Regions from separate parts of the Homo sapiens genome. Here region 2 is linked to region 1. A link is an interaction called in ENCODE POLR2A ChIA-PET data of the cell type or tissue named here. Cell type or tissue: GM12878. All regions are shown on one strand. Region 1 overlaps LOC105373893 (a long non-coding RNA gene). Region 2 overlaps LOC105373893 (a long non-coding RNA gene).

Region 1 (5,000 bases):
CTATTTGGTTTACTTCACCCCCAGGAATGCATTCAGGAACAAAATAGATTGTACATTGTATGTTTTATTTATGAACCTCAATTCCCTTAACTGCTGACCACTGTCATGATATTGCTTCAGAGATTTTCTCTGTTTCTCCTTTTGCTTCCAGTTGGTGCTACGTGTTCTCAGTTTAGTGCCCAGTTCCAGTGGTGAGGGCTATATTCATTCTCAAAATGGAATAATAATGATAAGAGAGATTTAGATAACTTTCAGCCTCTTGATACAATAGGGGCATAACCTTGGGGAAGCAAAGCTGGCTGCTCTGTTCTAGAATCTTCTGAAACAATAGCCCTGTTTACACTAGATGCAGTTGTATGACGCAAACTTTCAATCCAGTGAGATGCACAGCAGTGTGTACTGACGACCTTACAGGTGCTTGTCAGAACCTTCCTATTAAACTTGCAGTCTGCTGAAAATAGAGCACCAATACCTCTGGGCACCTCACTTTTGAAAAACAAACTAAACCATCAGATAAGACCATGGGGCCTTGGGCTTTATCTAATGCTACACACTCTTTTTAAAATTGATTCACTTTTCTGTCAACCCAATATGTCCATGAAATAGCCTATCTGCTGCTACAAGAACAATTATTATTCTGCCTGAGGTGATTCGTATGGTCTCAAGGCCCTGCAAACATCCATCTATACTGAGATGGATTGGAGATAAAGCAGACATGGGCTGGCACTTCAGCAGATACCCATTGTCAGACATGTCACACGGTGACAGCTAGAGAACTGCCCCACGGCCTTATGGGAAAGCATAATTCCCAGTTTCCGACAGGTAAGTATGCGTGGGAACAGTCTCAATTTTGTTTGGAGACAGGCACCATAAAGGTCCAAAGACCTTCAAATCTGAGTTGTCCAAATTTTCAAACTGACAGACCTAAAGTCTGTAAGCAAACAGGGAAGTCCCCATGGAAATTTCAGTTCACTTGTGCTGTATCTTTCCCCATAATCTAATTCCATGTTGCAATTAGATGTAATTCAAGATATACATAATTGCAATTCATTCAGAAGAGATTTATTTTTTGAGAGGTTCAAAATGAGAAAATGGGCATATTCCTTTATAGGTTTCATTGATGCAAAGTGGATTTAAATAAATCCAACTATATGTATACCCTGCAGTGACTGATTTATCCAAAGTAAAATATACTGTTGACTTTTGTAGAAATTTACATCCTAAGTATTCTCAAACTAATATTAATCTCATTAATGGTGTAATTATCTGAAAGTGGAAATATTATTTCAGTAGCCATTTCGTAATTTCTGTTTATAATTCCAGTCAATGTTTGATCTTCTAAGACAAAATAGGTGTTTATAAGTCTGAACTAGATGTATTTCTATTTTATAGTTACAAATTAGTTCCCAGTGATCCATGAGGTCATCTCAGGTAAATCTAACAGACCGCTGAGGGACATCATAATACATTTCCTAGCAGGGAAATAAGTATTAACATCTGAAGCCATGAGAACAGAGACATTTATATTTTTAAAGAAAAACAGACACAAGAAATTTCAATCCTCTCATGAAAATGATTTTCAACAAAATTATATTCTATTCCTTACCAGAGTCACTGAAGGATATCTACATGGGATAACTGGAATAACCACTCAAAACATTAAAAATAAAGGTGGATGATGTTCAATCAAAATGTTTATTTTGTTTATTAGTCAACTAGATTACTTCAGCAAAATAAAAAGCAATACTAAATGTTTGAATTCAATTCCAATTTAGTCAGAATTATCTATTGCATAGACTTGTACTTTCATACAAACCATAAAAATGAAGAATTATGTTTTGTATCTAGGGATTCAAATATAAAAGATAAGAACAAAATTACATCAAATCCTGTTTTTGACTTTGATTTCAGTGAGTCATACAAATCCCCACTTGTCACAAAATGAAGACTCACAAGTAAGTTTCTCACAGGTCAATGATTTCAGAGCAGCAAATACTCATTCTTCCGAGCTACTCAGGTCCTAGATTATTTTCTGCCTTGACATACAAAGATCTACTTGAGTCTTGAGGGAGGGGGGTGCACCCCCTCCACCACCACCAGAATGGAAAATAAACCAAGTCAGTTGATGCAGATTCAGGTCTTCTTGAAAATTTCAAAGGTCTTCTGTGGCCTTAGGGAATTTCCATTCTATTCTAGGTCTGAGACTTCCGAATGCCCAAGGAACTTAGGGTGACTGGATGAGGGCCATGGGAACCTACAGCAAAATGCTGCTGGGAAGTACCCCAGAGAAGACCCAGTGTGTGGCTTATAACAATCTGAACCTCAGGGACCTGCCCTCTACTTTTAGCATTACAATCTGACCAAATTAGAATGTTGTTATTGGCAATAGGAACTGTTTTTTGACTATATTTTGGATTTTTGCTGCCATGAAGAATTAGATACTGAATGGGAATTAACCTCTCTCTTGCCCATTGTCTTAGTTCAGGCTGCTACAATAAATTACCATAGATTAGGTGGCTTACACAACACATTTATTTCTCAAAGTTCTGGAGGCTGGAAGTTTGAGATCAGGGTGCCAGCATGGTTGGATTCTTGTGAGAACCATGCCTTCCTCCCGGTTCACAGATGGCTGTCTTCTCATGGTGTCCTTGCATGGTGGATATGGAAAGATCTTTTGTCTGTTATTCCCTTATAATATAACACATTAATCTCATAATGAAGGCTGTACCCTCAAGATCTAATTACCTCCTAATAGCATCACATTGGAGGTTAAAATTTCAACATGTAAATTTTAGAAGGACACAAACATTCAGTCTATGACACCCCTAATCCAAGAGGAATATTTATGAGCTAATAATTGCAATATGCCTTTAATTAGTTTAGAAACACAGGGTTGATCATATAATTCTTCTTCAGGCTTTCAATATTTCTTGGCTTGGTGGTTAATACACTTCCAGATCTGGCCCCATCCTGCATGTTTACAATCTCCTTTCACTTTTTTCAACACATCAGGTTATATGCTGATTCTAACCATGACATCATTTTGTGCCTTCGCTTGCACTGTTTCCTCTGCCCTCTGCCATTGTCCAGCTTGTGACGGATGACTTTCAGGGTCTATCACAAATGTTAGACATGCCATACACGTGTTCTCAATTCCCGCAAAAGGAATTAATGGCACCCCTCAAGTTTGTTTCTCTAGTATTTTATACTTCTTTTATTGTAGTACTTAACACATTATAAATAATGGGATGGTAGAGCTTCGTGGTTCTTATAATCCATGCCTTTGTCTCCAGTACTTGAATATTCCAGTGCAAGGTCAGTTTTAAAATATCTGGTATGTTTAAAGATAATACCAAAGATTAGTCCTAGAAATGGAGCTGGTAAAATATGTATATTAGCCCCCTCCTCTTTTTTACTTTGAGCTGTTTATTTTCCCTGAGAAACTTCAGGGGCAATAGGTGAGAAGATTTTTCTTGGTCCCTGTTCCTAGGAAAGGGAAAACATCCACCTAGCTATGAGTCGACTGATCCTAAGAATTGTTGCTTAGGGGACCAGCCATCTTTTTCGTATGAAGTCATATCAGAAAATCTGGAAACATGGATCTGGGAACTTTTGTTTTTAAATTTGGCTCAGAATTAATGCTATGTGTGACCTACGGAATGGTATTTCTTGTCATGGGGCTTTTCTCCTTGGGAAAATGAGAGGCTTAGACTAGCAGGTCTAAATTCCCTTCAGATTTGAACATCTGTGATTCTAAAACTCCACACTTGAAGTGCTGTGTAGGAAGCTGGCTGGGTATTAGGTGTTTGAAGGACTTGCTGTTCTGAGGACTACTAATATATTGAATTCCTCTATTCAAATTAAAAATTGTATTTTTAAGGGTAACATTTTTTGCTCAGATATTTTTTCAAATAGGTTTTGCTTCTATTCCCAGACACAGGTGTCTAGAAATGAAGAGAGGTGAGAAAGGGAGCAAGACACAGAATTTGACAATACCAGTAATTTGTGTGTAAGGCTGTTTTGTTGAAAGCACATCCCTGAGCCCCTGGAAACCTGAGGAGGGAAGTATTATATGTGTTTGAGTCCTGGCAACAGACGAATTCACGACAGGCTGGCTATGAAGAGGTTTCGTCAGCATTTGTTATCTTGGAGTGTCTTGTCCTAAGAGTGCTCTTGATCACTACTGGTCTGCTGTCTTCCACAGGCCACCAATCGGTCATCTCTGATTGGGAAAATACTGCCAGTGAATGAGATTGTCTGGTTTAGCCACAAAAAAAGAGGCTGTGTCACAATCTGGCAAATTCTAATGAATGGTTGTTGATATGGTTTGGCTGTGTTCCCACCCAAATCTCATCTTAAATTGTAGCTCCTATAATTCCTGTGTGTTGTGGGAGGGACCCGGTGGGAAGTAATTGAATCATGGGAGCTCTTTCCTCATACTGTTCTCTTGGTAGTGAATTGGTCTCATGAGATCTGATGGCTTTATAAGGGGTTTCCCATTTTGCTTGGCTCTCGTTCTGTCTTGCCTGTAGCCATGTAAGATGTGCCTTTCGGCTTCTGCCATGATTGTGAGGCCTCCCCAGCCATGTGGAACTGCAAGTCCATTAAACCTCTTTCCTTTATAAATTACCCAGTCTCAAGTATGCCTTTATTAGCAGCATAAGAACAGACTGATACAGTTGCTTTTAGTTATTTATTTCATAGTTTCAGCTGTTTTTATAGTTGTTTGAACCATATCTGCATGACTTTAGGGAAGTTACTTAACTGCCCAGAGCCTCTGTGTCTTTATCAAGTGTGTTTCATGAACTTCTGGGTTGTGGTGAGACTTTTATGAGATAATGTTTGTGAGAACAGATTTTACACTGTTAAACACAAGGCACATGTTGGTCATTATAGCCAGTTGGACAAGTAATGGCTAAGAAGTTATTTTTCTTTCCCAATTTCCCAGAGACAATCAGATTTTTTTGTCATCACTGTCTTGTGAAGTATAATCTGTTACA
Region 2 (5,000 bases), 57 kb before region 1:
CTACTTCCATCCATGTTCCCATGAAATACATCATCTTGTTCTTTTTTTAATGGCTGCATAATATTCCATGGTGTATATGTACCAATTTTCTTTATCCAGTCTTTCATTGATGGGCATTTAGGTTGATTCCATGTCTTTGCTATTGTGAACAGTGCTGCAATGAACATTCATGTGCATGTTTCTTTATGGTAGAATGCTTTATATTCCTTTGGGTATTGTACTAGTTTGTTTTCATGGTGCTCTGAAGAAATACTCAAAAATGGGTAATTTATAATGAAAAGAGGTTTAATTGACTCACAGTTCTGCATGACAGGGAGGCCTCAGAAAACTTACAATCATGGCAGAAGGAGAAGTAAACATCCTTCTTCACATGGTGGCAGGTGAGAGACTGCAGAACTGAGGGAGGAAAAGCCCTATATAAAACCATCAGATCTCATGCAAACTCGCTCGCTATCATGAGAACAGCATAGGGGAACTGCCCCCCATTATCTAATCACCTCCCTCAAGGTCCCTCTCCCAACACGGTGGGATTACAATTCAAGACGAGATTTGGGTGGGGACACAGAGCCAGAATATACCATTCCAACCCTGCCCACTCCCAAATCTCATCTTTCTCATATTTCATAATACAATTATGCTTTCCCCCATATTCCCCTAATTCTTAACTCATTTCAGCATTAACCCAAAGTCCAAGTCCATAGTCTCATCTGAGACAAGACAAGTCCCTTCTGCCCATGAACCTGTAAAATCAAAAGCAAGTTAGTTACTTCCTAGATATAATGCGGGTGCAGGCATTGGGTAAATACATCCATTTCAAATGGGATAAAAATGCCAAAACAAAGGGGCCACAGGATCCATGCGAGTCCAAAATCCAATAGGGCAGTCACTAAACTTTGAAGTTCCAAAATGATCTCCTTTGATTCCATGTCTCACATCCAGGTCACACTGATGCAAGAGATGGGCTCCCTGGCCTTGGGCAGCTCTGCCTCTGTGACTTTGCAGGGTACAGCCCCCCACCCTTGGCTGCTTTCACAAGCTGGTATTGAGTGTCTGTGGCTTTTTGAGGCACATGGTGCAAGTTGTTGGTGGATCTACTATTCTGGGATCTGGAAGACTGTGGCCCTCTTCTCATAGCTCCACTAGGCAGTGCCCAAGTAGGGACTCTGTGTGGGGGGTTTGTACAGAGTTTCCCTTCTGCACTGCCCTAGCAGGGCTTCTCCATGAGGGCTCTACCCCTGCAGCAAACTTTTGCCTGAACATAGAGGCATTTCCATATATCCTCTGAAATCTAGTTGGAGGTTCCCAAACCTCAATTCTTGACTTTTGTGCACCCACAGGCTCAACACCAAGTGGAAACCACCAAGGCTTGGGGCTTATACCCTCTGATGCAATGGCCTGAGCTGTACCTTGGCCCCTTTTAGCCATGGCTGGAGCTGAAGCAGCTGGGATGCAGGGCATCATGTCCTGAGACTGCACAAAACAGGAAGACCCTCGGTCTGGCACAGGAAACAATTTTTCCCTCCTGGACCTCTGGGCCTGTGGTGGGAGGGGCTGCCATGAAGGTCTCAGACATTGCCTGGAGACATTATCCCCATTGTCTTGGTGATTAACATTCAGCTCCTTGTTACTTACACAAATTTCTGCAGCAGGCTTTAATTTCTCTCCAGAATATTTTTTTCCTTTTCTATGACATTGTCAAGTTGCAAATTTTCCAAACTTTTATGCTCTGCTTCCTCTTGAATGCTTTGCCGCTTAGCAATTTCTTCCACCAGATACCCTCTATCATCTCTCTCATATTCAAAGTTCCACAGATCTCTAGGGCAGAAGCAAAATGCTGTTAGTCTCTTTGCTAAAGCATAGCAAAAGTCCCTTTGCTCCAGTTCAGAACAAGTTTCTCATCTCTATGTGAGACCACCTCAGCCTATACTTCATTGTCTATATCACTATCAACATTTTGGTCAAAGCCATTAAACAAGTCTCTAGGAAGTTCTAAACTTTTCCACATCTTCCTGTCTTCTTCTGAGCCCTCCAAACTTCTAACCTCTGCCTGTTAACCTAGTTCCAAAGTTGCTTTTGGGTATCATTACAGCAGCACCTCACTCTCTTGGTACCACTTTACTGTATTAGTTCACTTTTGCTGTGCTATGAAGAAATACCCAAGACTGGGTAATTTATAAAGGAAAGAAGTTTAATTGGCTCACAGTTCAGTAGGGCTTGGGTGGCCTCAGGAAGCTTGCAATCATGGTGGAAGGGGAAAAAACATGTCCTTCTTCACATGGTGGCAGGAGAGAAAAGTTCAGAATTAAGGGGGAAAAAGCCCCTTACAAAGCCATCAGAACTCGTGAGAACTCACTCACTATCACAAGAACAACATAGAGGAACTGCCCCGTGTTCTAATCACTTCCCATGAGGTCTCTCCCACAACGTATGGGTATTACAATTCAAGACGAGATTTGTGTGGGGACAAAAAGCCAGACCATATTGGGTATATACCCGGTAAGGGGTGTATATGTATGTGTGTGTGTGTGTGTGTGTGTGTATTTTCTTTTTTCTTTTTTTTTTTTTGAGACAGAGTTTCACTCTTGTTGTCCAGGCTGGAGTGCAATGGTGCCATCTTGGCTCATTGCAACCTCCGCCTCCTGAGTTCAAGCAATTCTGCCTCAGCCTCCCGAGTAGCTGGAATTACAGGCATGCACCGCCACACTCAGCTAATTTTTTTTTTTTTTTGTATTTTTAGTAGAGTTGGGGTTTCTCCATGTTGGTCAGTCTGGGTCAAATGATAACCCTGTTTTAAGTTTTTTGAGGAATCACCACACTGTTTTCAATGACTGAACTCATTTAAAGTCTCACAAGTGGTGTATAAACATTCTCTTTTCTATTCAACCTTACCAGCATCTGTTTTTTTGTTTGTTTGTTTGTTTGTTTTACTTTTTAATAATAGCCCATTTGACTGGTATGGGATGGTATCTCACTGTGGTTTTGATTTGCATTTCTCTAATCATTAGTGGTGTTGAGCACTTTTTATATGCTTGTTGGCTGCATGTATATCTTCTTTTGAAAAGTGTCTGTTAAGGTCCTTTGCCCACTTTATAATGGAGTTGTTTGTTTTTTGCTTGTAAATTTCCGTTCCTTATAGATTATGTATATTAGATCTTTGCCACATGCAGAGTTTGCAAATATTTTCTCCTATTCTGTAGGTTGTCTGTTTACTCTGTTGATAGTTTATTTTGCTCTGCAGAAGCTCTTTAGTTTAATTAGGTCTCATTTGTCAATTTTTGTTTTTGTTGCAATTGCTTTTGGCTTCTTGGTCATAAAATATTTGCCCAGTCCTGTGTCCAAAATAGTATTTCCTAGGTTACTTTCCAAGGTATTTATAGTTTTAGGTTTTATATTTAAGCCTCTAACCAATCTTGAGTTGATTTTTTTATGTGGTGTAAGGTAGTAGTCTAGTTCCAATCTTCTGCATATGACTAGCTCCTTATCCTAGCACAATTTATTAAATGGGGAATCCTTTCCCCATTGCTTATTTTTGTCAGTTTTGCTGAAGATCAGATGGCTGTAGGGGTGTGGCATTACTTCTGGGCTCCCTATTCTGTTTGATTGGTCTATGTGTCTGTTTTTGTACAAGTACCACACTGTTTTGGTTACTGTAGACCTGCAGTATAATTAGAAGTTGGGTAATGTGAATCCTCCAGCTTTGTTCTTTTCCTTTAGGATTGCCTTGACTAGTCTAGCTTTTTTTGGTCCCCCATAATGTTTAAAATAGATTCATTCTAATTTTGTGAAAAATGTATTTGGTAGTTTGATAGGAATAGCATTGAATCTGTTAACTACTTTGGGCAGTATGGCCATTTTAATCATATTTATTCTTCTTATCAAGGAGTGTGGAATTTTTTCATTCATTTGTGTCAGCTCTGATTTTTCTAAGCAGTGCTTTTTATCCTCTTTGGAGAGATCTTTCACCTTCCTGGTTAGTTGTATTCCTAGGTATTTTATGATTTTTCTGTAGCAATTGTAAGGGAATTGTTTTCCTAATTTGGCTCTTGGCTTTGCTATGTTGGTAGGAATGCTAGTGATTTTTTGCACATTGATTTTGTACCACAGAACTTTGCTGAAGTTGTTTATTATATCAGGGAGCTTTTGGGCAGACACTATCAATTTTCAAGGTATAGAATTAAGTTGTCTGCAAACAGGGATACTTTGGCTTTCTCTCTTCCTATTTAGATTCCTTCATTTCTTTCTCTTGTCTGATTGCTGTGGCCAAGACTTCTAACAATATATTTAATAGTAGTCATGAGAGAAGGCATCCTTGTCTGGTACCAGTTTTCAAGGGGAATGCTTCCAGCTTTTGCCCATTCAGTATGATGTTGGCTGTGGTCTTGTCATAGATGGCTCTTATTGTTTTGAAGTATGTTCTTCAAGGCATGGTTTATTGAGGGTTTTTAATATGAGTGGGTGTTGAATTTTATCAAAAGCCATTTCTGCATCTATTGAGATAATCATGTGGCTTTTGTTTTTTAGCTCTGTTTATGTAATGAATCACATGTATGAATCACATGTATTGATTAGCCTATGTTGGACCAACCTTGCATTCCAGGGACAAAACCTACTTGATCATGGTAAATTAGCTTTTTGATGTGCTGCTGGATTTGGTTTGCTAGTATTTAGTTGAGAATTTCTTCATCTATGTTCATCAAAAATATTGGCCTGAAGTTTTCTTTTTTTCTGTTGCATTTCTGCCAGGTTTTTGTATGAGAATGTTGCTGGCCTCATCAAATGAATTGTGTTAGAGTCCCTTCTTCTCAACTTTTTTTTGGAAAAGTTTCAGTAAGAATGGCAGCAGCTCTTTATATGTCTGATAGAATGTGGCTTTGAATCCATTTGGTCCTGGGCTTTTTTTGATTGGTAGACTTTTTTTTATGACTGATTCAGTTTCATAACTCATTATTGGTCTGTTCAGTGATTCAGTTTCTTCCTGGTTCAGTCTTGGGAGATTGTAT

Evidence for each region. ChIA-PET counts read pairs that join two places held together with the same protein. Peaks named below come from ENCODE experiments on the same cell type or tissue, not always from the same donor. Only the 100,000 strongest peaks of a DNase experiment are listed, where the experiment ranks them.
Region 2: POLR2A ChIA-PET joins it to region 1 with 9 read pairs; 2 of 35 experiments call an interaction of 5 or more read pairs at or near these places.

Annotation. Positions count from the first base shown.
Region 1 is chr2:220,461,498-220,466,497 of GRCh38, forward strand. The region is part of intron 4 of LOC105373893 (a long non-coding RNA gene); the gene reads left to right. Among named protein-coding and RNA genes, the nearest start is that of MIR4268, 560 kb to the left of the region's middle. In GM12878, no CTCF peak of the experiment used is centred here; a DNase peak (open chromatin) is centred at 2,206.
Region 2 is chr2:220,404,292-220,409,291 of GRCh38, forward strand. The region is part of intron 3 of LOC105373893 (a long non-coding RNA gene); the gene reads left to right. Among named protein-coding and RNA genes, the nearest start is that of MIR4268, 500 kb to the left of the region's middle. In GM12878, no CTCF peak of the experiment used is centred here; no DNase peak of the experiment used is centred here.